Linked DNA regions of Homo sapiens: region 2 is linked to region 1. A link is an interaction called in ENCODE POLR2A ChIA-PET data of the cell type or tissue named here. Cell type or tissue: A673. All regions are shown on one strand. Each heading gives the region's core, and the rest is flanking DNA. Links, peaks and the distances in the headings are about the cores only.

Region 1 (5,697 bases), core at 558-4,557:
AATCCAAGGGATATGCACAGTAGGGAAGTGAACTTGGCTTTACTCCTTCATCACTGGATCTTGTTTAGAAGTCAGTCTGCAAGGATAACACATAGGAAAGATGCCATAGAAATATGCAAACAAAATGGAAAAAGGGTTTTCTCAAATCACAAGATGAAAATTCAGATGCTCTGTTCTGAATAGGGTTCCCTTGCCAAATTCAGTATCTCTATTTAATCCAGACTTTCAAACATAATTGAAAGAAAAAAAAAACACCCACACATCCAAATCAGGCCAGCATTAACTGAATCCTGAGTTTAAGTCCTTATTTACAACTTTCTCATATTCTAACTCAACATACTGAAAACTGAAGTGACTACCTTCCTCACAAAGCAGTGACCTCTCAATTTCCAGTTTGGACATTACTAGGATCCTAATCATTTAAGCCTAAAACTGTAAACTTTAACAATTCCTTATCTATCACCACTCCTACCATTAATCTAACCATTTACTGAATTCTGACAATTTTCTCTCTCCTAAATCTTTCAATTACTTGCTTAAACCTAACTCTTTTAAATTTGCGATTATATAATCAGAGGCAAACTAACTCTTCCAGTCTTGTCTCACTGCTCCCCTACACACGGCTACACTTTACGTAAATAGAAAGGCCCACAATTCCTGTAAGTTTGTCTCTTGCTTTCCCATCTCTGTACCTTTGTATCTACTATTTCTTCCCTGTGAAATGCCCACATCCAGGGATGGTGTCATGATTCCAGGGCCCAGTGCAGAATGAAAATGTGGAAGTCCTTGTTGAAAAAGTGAAATAAAAGGTTCTCTCTGTTAAAGGTACTAAAATATAAAACAGTTCACTTTTTCCTGTGTATCTCTTCTGTTCAGGCACATGCTCTATTGTCCTACAGGACTTTGCTTACAACATTCAAACTCAAATATAAAATTATTAAGGATAATTTTATTATCAGGATATTATCAGGATAATGATAGCAGAACACTAAACGAAACACAAGCTAGGGCCATATGTGACTGCAGGGGTCACATGCCCACAAACAGCTTTGAACTCATCCCCTTCTGGGCCTTTCTCAATCCTGCCCACCTTCAAAATCAAGTGAAAGGCTTCTGCTGGGTGGATGAGGAAGTGTCCATGCTCTGAGCCTCTGGTCTGCTCTGCCCCAGGATGGCCAAAGTGGCTCCCTCATAGCACTTTGTAGACTTCCCTGAGAATGCCTTTTATCTCCTATTAGTTTATAAGTTTCCTAAGAGAAAGGGCTACAACTTCATTCATCCTGGAATCACCACATGAGTTACATATAATAATTGCTTAATACATGTTTGCTGAAAATGAATACAAGAGAACAAAGCAGAAAGCACTGCTATTTTGAAGCCACATGCAACATTTCCTCGAACTGCATTCTTTTTGGAGCAGATATCACTACTAATGCAAAAGTCCAAGTTCTCCAGCTGGCTAACTGGTGGTGTCTTGTTTTCCTTTTCAGTTTTTAAATTAATCTTTCTATCAATCTTTTTAAGGACATTCCCCTTTAGAGATTATTATTGAATGTTAATAATGGATATATTTGATAGTCTCTAAAATGTATGAATTCACTAATTTATTCAGATTTATAAGCCTATGTTTTCAACTTTTAGAAATTACTTCGAAGAAGAAAAAAGGAACTCTTTTGGAAACACTTTCTACAGATTTTAGTTAAAAAATAACTTATGGTACTGCTTTTCACAGTGGCTTTTGAAAAATTCTGTACATTTAAACAGGTTATCAAAGATCTTCATGGAACTTCTTTGATAAAGAAGTTGAACCATTCAATAAGAACCTTAGACTTCCACCACTGGCTGAATTCTGTAATACCCTAAGAACCGTCATCCAATTCACACCCCTCCCACACAGACACACATATCCATCTTTTCATATAATATTTTGAGTTGAAAACTGAGAAAGCTCATTTGTGCTTGTGGCATAAGCTGCTTTTTAAAAAACACAATAAAATTGAATAAATTTAAACAGCAAAACATTAATTTAAAAAAATGCACCACGGACACTGCATCACTAAGAAAGCCAGTAACTTTACTGAATTGTCTGCAAAATACAAATTATACCTTATTTCCAGCAGGAGAAACTTTTGAAAATTTCCCACTTTTATTCACTACAGACAGCTGAATTAAGTCCCTTGAGATACACAGATGTGGTTTAACTTAGTTATAACATCTTGTCATCTAGTGGCGACAAAGTCCAGCTTATGCCGCTGTGAGCCTCTATTTGAATATTTGTTGCAAATGCTTGTATGCCCTCATTTACAAGCGATTTTAATTACTCTCATTTAATGGAAACAAGTCCCCAGGAAAAGAAAAAGAAGAAAAATGATACAGCAAACCATCTGAAGCAATCCAAGTCCTATGCCTACAGTGACCCAGGTCTACTTTGCTCGAAGAGAACACTGGTACTGCATTCAAACCACAACAGAATCCGTCACTTAACTGACCTCTCTGAATTAAACTGAGGTATGAATCAATTTGAGGTATGAACAGGGAAGGCAAAATGCAATACCAGATTATGAAAATAACCAAAATGGAAAAATTTGATGTAGAAGATATGTGGCTTGGATTGCTCCACATCTTTGGTTAAAACATATTAAGAAAAGCCTTTAATTACATCTGTAGTCTGAAGCATTCTAACAGACACCAGTATTCCAGCAATCTTCAAAAGATCTGTAGTGGCAGGAAATTAACGCCATAAAAGTGACGACATCACGGCAGATGGCACAAATGAGAACAGATGAAGTATGCCATGCTTAGGCAACAGCCTTTATTGAGGGTTCAAGTGGCTTCTTCTTCTTTAAAAAAAATGTTTTTTAAAGAAAGAACTACAAAGCGTTTACTCTCTGGAGAAACAAACAACAAAATAAAGAGGGCAAAAAATGCTATCTCTAAGTTAAAAGATGGGTATGTAAGAAAAACAAATCCATAAAAGTGTGTGAGGGCAGACATTCTTTTAAAAAGTGTCTTGGAATTTTGTTTTTTCATTCTCACTTTAGTTAACTTTTAAATGATCTGGGGATGACAGGTATTTTTATATTCATCATTACAAAATGCTAAATTCCACCTTTGGGAAAAAATAAGCCATTTTACTAAAAAACACAATTTTTAAAAAGGTTGAAATAAACAGCCTCCACGCAGCAATGCATACAATATACAGGTTGTGCAGCTTGCGTATATTGCATCACTGTTACCAGTATTCAAGCTTCATATTACCAAAAATCTTTTAAAATAGGATTAGATATAACAATACTCGCAGCCGTGTAAAATGCCACTTATGGATCTTTTACTTGCAATGAAGAATGTTGCCTAAAATGTTACTCTAGGACGGGTTATGTAAAATAATACTCCCTCAGGGCTCTGCCCTAAAGTCTGGAATACAAAGGATTTACTGTGATTAAAAACCATACTAGCTTTGCAAATACAATAAATGGTAAATTACAGATAAGGTATAAGGGTAAAGATAGACCAAGATTGTTTACAGAAAGTGACTCATCAAAATCAAAATTGTGCTTCTTCTCATTAAATCATCTTTTAAAAATTCTCAGATTATCCCTTCCCTATCTTGCCACCACTTTATAAGAATTCAGTAGTGGGAACAAGAGATGACTGGCATCCATTTTCAAGTGATTCTGTTCTCTTCATGTTCTTATAAAACTATTGTCAGAACTGCTATAAATAGCCAAGGCTTCTGCTGGTACTTTAGCTTACTTTATCTTCAGCATTAAAAATTCACTTTTTCTTTGTTGCTGAGGCAAATTGCAGGTTAAAAAACTAATATGGCTATTTCTTCATATTTTCATGTAATGACCCTTTCCCACCCACTGGTATCTACTGATATTGATATACTAAAGTATTTTGAAATGACAAAGAACATTTGTGAAATGTTTGCATATTTTATACACATCAAGTTAGAAGGATGGGTTGTAAGGATGGGATCAAGTCTATGGTGAGGAAAATGATTTTCTTATTTTATTCCCCTGTGCGTGTGTGTGTATGAGTGTGTATATTTTCAGGGATGTTTTTGTTTTTCCTCTGCATAAATGTTATTCTTTCATGTTCCATGGATACCTTGAGTAGTGGGATATATATGAAATGGTTGATAGATTTTTTTTTTTTAATATATAAAACATTAGTACAAGGCAGGCTAGCATCCTTTATGGATACAACCAAAGGTGCATTGTGGTCTAATTGTGGATTTCAGATCAAGTTAAGAAAAATATAGCCTAGTTAATAAGGTCTCTTGGCTTCTGCCACCCAGCGGCAGCCTTTTACAATGAGAAACACATAGCAACTATGCAAGTAAAAGAGAAAAAATGGATAAGAAATGTCCTACACATGATATAGCAGTGTTGATATTACTGCCTATATCTTCTTTGCTGTGTATGTCAATGCATATGATTGGAGATGAATCGACAGATCTTCACATTCCAAGAGAAGGAAAATCTTTCCTAGACTGAAATATCTTTTAAACAATATATATTGACTTTCTTATGGCACTCACTTATTAAAGGGTCTGAAAATTAATCCCTTATAGACGAATATTAGACAAGAGTCATTTTTTTTAAATTAAAAAAAGGGACATAGAGAGGTTCTTTATGGGATTTCTTGAAATGGCTATTAAATCTCTTTATTGAAGAAAAAATAGATGACATACATGCTTTATGCAGAAGTGACATTTGGGGGTCCTGACACACCGGGATTGTTCAACAGTCCTATATTGCTGACAAGATTGTCAAGGGTCAGTTAAAATAATTAAAAACGGATGACAAAGCAACTATCCCTTTACCTGCTTCCTTCTTGTCTAGCACCCAGTCTTTCACATTTTTCTTCTGTGGGAATTTATAACTTATTCACCAAGTAAATTCCATATCACTTGTTTCTAGGGCCATATTTGCAGGACATGTGCCCCAACATAGCTTTTCTATTCTGGGCATATTTCTAAAAAGCGTATCAAATTCTAGGCTGAAAACCAACCAGATGATTTAGAATATGGGCAAGTTAGGATATGCACTTACTGAATTCCAAGATGCATGGTGAAATGGTGAGATCAGAAAGGGGCCCTGCATTTGATAAAAATGCAAAAAACAAAATAAAAATAGCATGAAAGAAACTAGTATATACAATGGATGTCAGTTGACCCAATAGATTGCTAATGTATTAAAAACAATTTAGGGTGTTGCAATGTGATATGTTCTAACCCCACAGGTTATCCTTTTGACAGCTGACCTTAAACTTATAAAATGTAAGCAGAGTAAAAGAAAACAGAAAGAAAATAGTTACTCAAATGTGCAACTGCACAAATATACCCCCCTCCCGCTATTAAGATAACAAAACTTCTGCTATTACCATAATATTATATATATTAGAAAGCTATACACAAGCATGTTAATTTCACAGATTTTTTTAAAAGATTCTTAATATTTTATATAATTAGAAATACACATTTCAAAAACAAAACTTCTACAAAGAGAAAACAGTTATCTTGGTTAGCAAAGCATGGAGTTCTTCATGGCTTAGGGTAGTGCTTTCTATACAAAAAGTCCTTTTTGGTTTTTTACAGGACTGTTTAAAATATTAGCGAAGCTATCAAGGGGAAAAAAACACATTTTGGCTTAAGTAAACTACAAAAAGCCACAAATGCTTTGCAAACTC
Region 2 (5,697 bases), core at 1,002-5,001, 150 kb after region 1:
CAAGGTGATAATTTTCTAATTGCATGTATGATGTTAATGTATTATCTATTTGAGATCAAATTCACTACATTTTGTGACTTCCAAAAAAGTCAATCCATTAGACCAAAGTTCTCAGTCTTTCACAACTAATTTATTTCTCTACCTCAGTCACTGGGAAATGGTATTAGTAAGCAGTGCAACCCAGTTCTTCCACCTCCCTCCACATGAAACAGGTCTTTTTTCATTAAGTACCTGGTTTGTGAAGGTAACGTTATCTAGCAGCTGCGACCAAAAGGTTTACAGACTTGGAATTTTGTTCCATTATATAACTGAGATCATTATCTAATCCCTGCTCTTTACATAAAACTTTATGTGGTTCATTTTATGGTAAGGCTTCCTACGAAATAATAAAACAATCTTTTTCTATAGAATTTGTGGAACTAGTATTTTTATTTTCCTGTCATGTCTTGCCTTTTCTGACTTCTGTCATACACACAAACACACACACACACAGAGATACATGTGTATGTTTGTTTGGCAACATAGGAGGGACAAGCTTAGTTTCTCGTATTCTACGTGTCTTATAAGATCATGGTTTGCTATGTTTACAGATTTATCCCCTTCTATTAGAGTACCCGAAGTTCTTTTAAAATATACAAGATGTTTTCCTACTGGTATGACATCCCTGAAGTACTTGTCTTTCTTTAGTTTTATTCTTTTAGAACAAGAAGGAAAAAAAAAACCCGAGAAATAACCTTTAAAGTTTTTTAAAAATTACTTTGTAAGAGATGTAAGTTGAATCTCCTCTATATAAAGTATTCTTGGGTAGCTCCCTGTTTGGCCCTTTTCTCTTATTCATAACTTGTCCCATATCCCTTGTCAAAACAGTGGGTTGCAGGGGAGGACCCGGATCAGGCCATCCTTCCTTTCAGCTGTGTCTAGGAAATAGGGCAGGAGTGGGCGCTGAGGAGGAGTATGTCCTCCCAGTTACCTTGAGATCTGCCACAGTGAGGTTTCTATGGCATACCAGAGAATGGAAAGAAGATTAGGTTGGCACTTCCTACTTCTGATACCATCTTCACGGCTTCATTAGGTGCCCCCAATTTCCACAGAATCTGAAGTTCTGGGCAAGGCCTGCACAGCTTTTCTAAATGAGAAAGCAAAGTTGAGAATATGGCAGGCCATACGAAAAACATATGAAAGTCTGCTATGCTTCCAGAGGGCAGACTAGCCCCCAAAACTTTTTTCTGGAGTACTGCCAGGATTTGACTCATCATTTAAGACTCACCTTAGGCATCCTTGACTGAAGATTGACCTAACCAGTCATCTCCCAAAAGAGCTGAACATTCTATCAATTAAGCGTTTACCTCATTTTCAACATGCCTGCAGTATAGTGTTTATCACATTACATTTATAATTGCACTTTGCATATTCAACTCCCTCATCAGACTGAATTCCTCAACAACAGAGTTTCCATCTCTCACTTTTGTATCCCTAATGAAACACTCCCATGAAACACTTAGTGAAAAGTTGACTGATGTGTTAATAAATTTATACAGTTGACGTCCAAGAAGTGTTGGGCAATAGCAGTAGACATTTTATTGGCAGAGCCAAAGGTAGTTTTCAATTTATAGGTTTATTTGTTTCTGAAACTGTAAGAATGCATGGATTTGTATGCCCAAGTTCAAGATTCACTATTTTGAAATATACAATACATTATTATTAACTATAGTCAACACACTGTGCAACAGAATACCAGAACTTATTCCTCCTCCTGTCTCACAGAAATTTTGTACCTGTTGACCTATGTCTTGTCTCCCCTTTCCCCATCCACTCCCGCCTCCATTTCTGGAAACTGCCTTTCTACTCTCTACTTCTGTAAATTCAGCTTTTAACACTACACGTACAAATGAGATCACACAGTATTTGTCTCTCTGTGCCTGACTTATTTCACTTAACGTAATGTCTTTTAGGTTCATTCATGTTGCAAATGACAGAATTTCTTTTTCTTTTTTTTTTTTTTTGAGAGAGAGCCTCGCTCTGTCTCTCAGGTTGGAGTGCAATAGCACCATCTCGGCTCACTGCAACCTCTGCCTCCCAGGTTCAAGTGATTCTCCTGCCTCAGCCTCCTGAGTGGCAGGGATTACAGGGATGTGCCACCACGCTTGGCTCTATTTTGTATTTTTAGTAGAGACGAGGTTTCACCATGTTGGCCAGGCTGGTTTCAAACTCCTGACCTCAGGTGATCTTCCAGCCTTGGCCTCCCGAAGTGCTGGGATTATGGGATTACAGGCCTGAGCCACCATGCCCAGCCATGTTTTCTGTTTTTTTTTTTGTTTTTTTTTTTAAGGCTGAATGGTATTTCACTGTGTATTCAATGTTCTCCACACAAAGAAATGATAAATATTTGAGGTGATAGTTATGTTAATTAGCCTTATTTGATCATGCTATAATGTATACATGTGTGGAAATATCACATGTACCCTATCAATATATACAGTTATTATATGTTATTTAAAAATAAAAATTCACATTTATCTTCTTTTAACTAGTGGTTCTCAACCCAAGCTTTACATTAAGAGCTCCCAGGCAGCTCGGAGAAACTGCAATACCTGGATGGCAGGCCAATTTAATCTGAATCTGGGAGTGGAACTTGGGCATTGGTGTATGTGTGTATATATTTGTATATTTGTAATATGTGTATTTACATATTTATAAATACACATAAATATAAATATGCATATTATAAATATACATAAATACACAAATTATATATATGTATATTTATATATTTAGAGACCAGGCCTTACTCTGTCACCAGATTGGAGTGCAGTGGCACTACTATAGCTCAGCACAGCCTTGAAGTCCTGGCTCAAGAGATCCTCCAGCCTCAGTTTCCCAAGTAGTTAGGACAACAGGCATATGCCACACCATCACGCTTGTTTTTTCAAATTTTTTTTTTTTTTTTTGAGATGGAGTTTCGCTCTGTCGCCTAGGCCGGAGTGCAATGGCGCAATCTCGGCTCACTCACCGCAACCTCCGCCTCCCGGGTTCAAGCGATTCTGCCTCAGCCTCCTGAGTAGTTGGGATTACAGGTGCCCAGCAGCACACACAGCAAATTTTTGTATTTTTAGTACAGACGGGGTTTCTCCAGGTTGGCCAGGCTGGCCTCGAACTCCTGACCTCAGATGATCCACCTGCCTCCGAAAGTGCTGGGGTTACAGGCATGAGCCACCATGCCTGGCCATTTAAAAAAAAAAATTTGGAGACTGGATCTCACTATGTTGCCCAGGCTGGTCTCAAACTCCTGACCTCAAGTGATTCTGTAGCCTCAGTGTCCCGAGTAGTTAGGATTACAGGCAAGAGCCACTGTGCCCACCTAACATCAGTATTTTAAAATAATTCTCCTTACAGCCAAGGATTCAGAACCACTTATCTAAGCTAACTGTTCAAAGGAAATCCAATGTTTTATACCTATGACCTTGTCACTTGGCATATACCAAAGATCAGTTACAGCCCATAGTTTTCTAACGAATTCTGCTTGTGAGAAACTTAGTTGATTTTAGTCTTTGGATGATTAAATTTTTTAAAAAGGCTTTTGAAGTGCAGTATTAGCTACATCGCAATCTTCTTCAAGGAATATTACTAATAAGTTTATGCAATTATCTTTTATAGAATTAGCCAACAGCTATAACTTCCTCCTCAGTCTTAGGGTAATCCAGGCCTTTACAGTGAATAATTATTTCCTGCATATTTACAACTCAAATGGATATTAATATAAATATGGTGTTTTATGGAGTCTTAGAGCGTGCTTTACAGTTAGAAGATTCCAAAGAGACAGAATTCAAACAACTTTAGTCAAAATCACATTAGGAAGTAGATATAACTGGCCTCAGTGGTTTTGCTGGAAAGAGAAGAATGAACACTGAGTGTTACCAATGGGACTTAATATTGCATAAAGCACACAAAACTTCCCCGCCAGTGGGCATCGTAAGTGACAGGAAGGCTGTTTATCACTGAAATCAATTAATTCCAAATAACACATTGAATCCCCAAATCTTTAAGTCACATTTCTTTTCTTTTTTTTTTTTTTCTTTTGAGATGGAGTCTTGGTCTGTAGCCCAGGCTGGAGTGCAGTGACTCTATCTCGGCTCACTGCAAGCTCCGCCTCCTGGGTTCACGCCATTCTCCTGCCTCAGCCTCCCGAGTAGCTGGGGCTACAGGCGCCCGCAACCACGCCCGGCTAATTTTTTGTATTTTTTAGTAGAGACGGGGTTTCACCGTGTTAGCCAGAATGGTCTCAATCTCCTAACCTCGTGATCCGCCGGCCTTGGCCTCCCAAAGTGCTGGGATTACAGGAGTGAGCCACCGCGCCCGGCCCAAGTCACATTTCAAATAGACGAATTTTTAAATACAGAGAGCATAGATTATTTGCATGCTTGCATGGTAATCCAAACAAGCATTTCATTCTCTTCAACAGTGAAACAAAGCGGAAGCAAATGTAGTTACTAATATGAACTGTGGAAATTTGGCAAGGAATCCATGACATTAAAGATATGGTAGCTATTAATTTTGAAGTCCAAAGCTTGTATATCTGGTAATTCAGAAATATCTGAGTCCCATTTGACCTCTGGCCAGCCTCTCTGTCCTCACTTCTAGTCAGCAGTACGGCAATACTTTTATGAAAAAACAAGGAAACTGTTTATTAGAATAAAGAAAGTTCATATTGTTTCTCATGGTAAAAATTCTAAAAATGATCCTTTTCCTTTTTCAAAAGGTCTTTTACTGAACCCAGAAAAATTCAGTTAAAAGCTAAAAGCTATGCACTTGATGAATAAACTTGATATAATATTTCTTATTTTCAAATATAATATGACCTTGTTCTAACTCATCAGTAGTTATTTCACATCTAACTTTGGTTTTAAAGTTTTGTTGTTTTCCTTTTTTAACTACAAAGAAAAAGTTTAAAGGTGTTCTTGAAGTTGAATTCTCTAGAATATCCATCTGCACTAATTAAATTTACTGAATAACTCCTGAAATCCATTTAATATTCATTTATAGGCTCTGTTATACATCTCACATTTTTGAATTAAAACCATATAAATTACTATGATTCTTGCAAATGAAGGTTAAAAATTAAAACAGCTCAAGAAATGAATAGCAAAGTGGTCACTAGACAGTGATGACATAAAACGAGATTTTCCCATTTCAATTAACGCTAATATCGTAGCTGGAAAAATATATTTTCGCAAATAGTAAGACATTGCTTGTGAAAAGATTTATCAAGCAGTTGATAATATATGTTTTTCTCACTTCACATCAACAATGTGGAAGTATATATCACAGGCCAAGAATTAATACACTTCTTTTTAAAAACAATACAAACATGTTTACACAAACTTAGTTATATTGTCATTCCAAGGTTACTAAATATTTTTCCCTAAGATGCCAGGCAAAATTAAGACTCAATAATTGACTCTTTCCTTCTTCTTATCTAACAGATAAGATCATGTATGTGAGATTTTGGCTTAATAAGAAGAGAGTGGACTTGAGACTATCTGGGGTTGAGATTCTAGGTCTGCCATTAAGTGGGTAACTTTGGACAAGTTACTTTGTAAATTTTTACCTCAGTTTCCTCATCTATATAATCGGGATAGTAACTGCACCTACCTCATTAAGTTTTGAGGAATAAATGAATTAATGCATATAAAACTTCAG

The links. ChIA-PET counts read pairs that join two places held together with the same protein. Peaks named below come from ENCODE experiments on the same cell type or tissue, not always from the same donor. Only the 100,000 strongest peaks of a DNase experiment are listed, where the experiment ranks them.
Region 2: POLR2A ChIA-PET joins it to region 1 with 9 read pairs; 2 of 35 experiments call an interaction of 5 or more read pairs at or near these places.

Annotation. Positions count from the first base shown.
Region 1 is chr5:88,716,188-88,721,884 of GRCh38, forward strand. MEF2C (myocyte enhancer factor 2C) reads right to left here. Exons shown (of 11, transcript NM_002397.5): 11 at 930-5,697. The region is part of intron 3 of MEF2C-AS2 (MEF2C antisense RNA 2); the gene reads left to right. Among named protein-coding and RNA genes, the nearest start is that of GSCAR, 22 kb to the left of the region's middle. In A673, for the core only: no CTCF peak of the experiment used is centred there; a DNase peak (open chromatin) is centred at 2,734.
Region 2 is chr5:88,861,837-88,867,533 of GRCh38, forward strand. The region is part of intron 1 of MEF2C (myocyte enhancer factor 2C); the gene reads right to left. Among named protein-coding and RNA genes, the nearest start is that of MEF2C, 18 kb to the right of the region's middle. In A673, for the core only: no CTCF peak of the experiment used is centred there; no DNase peak of the experiment used is centred there.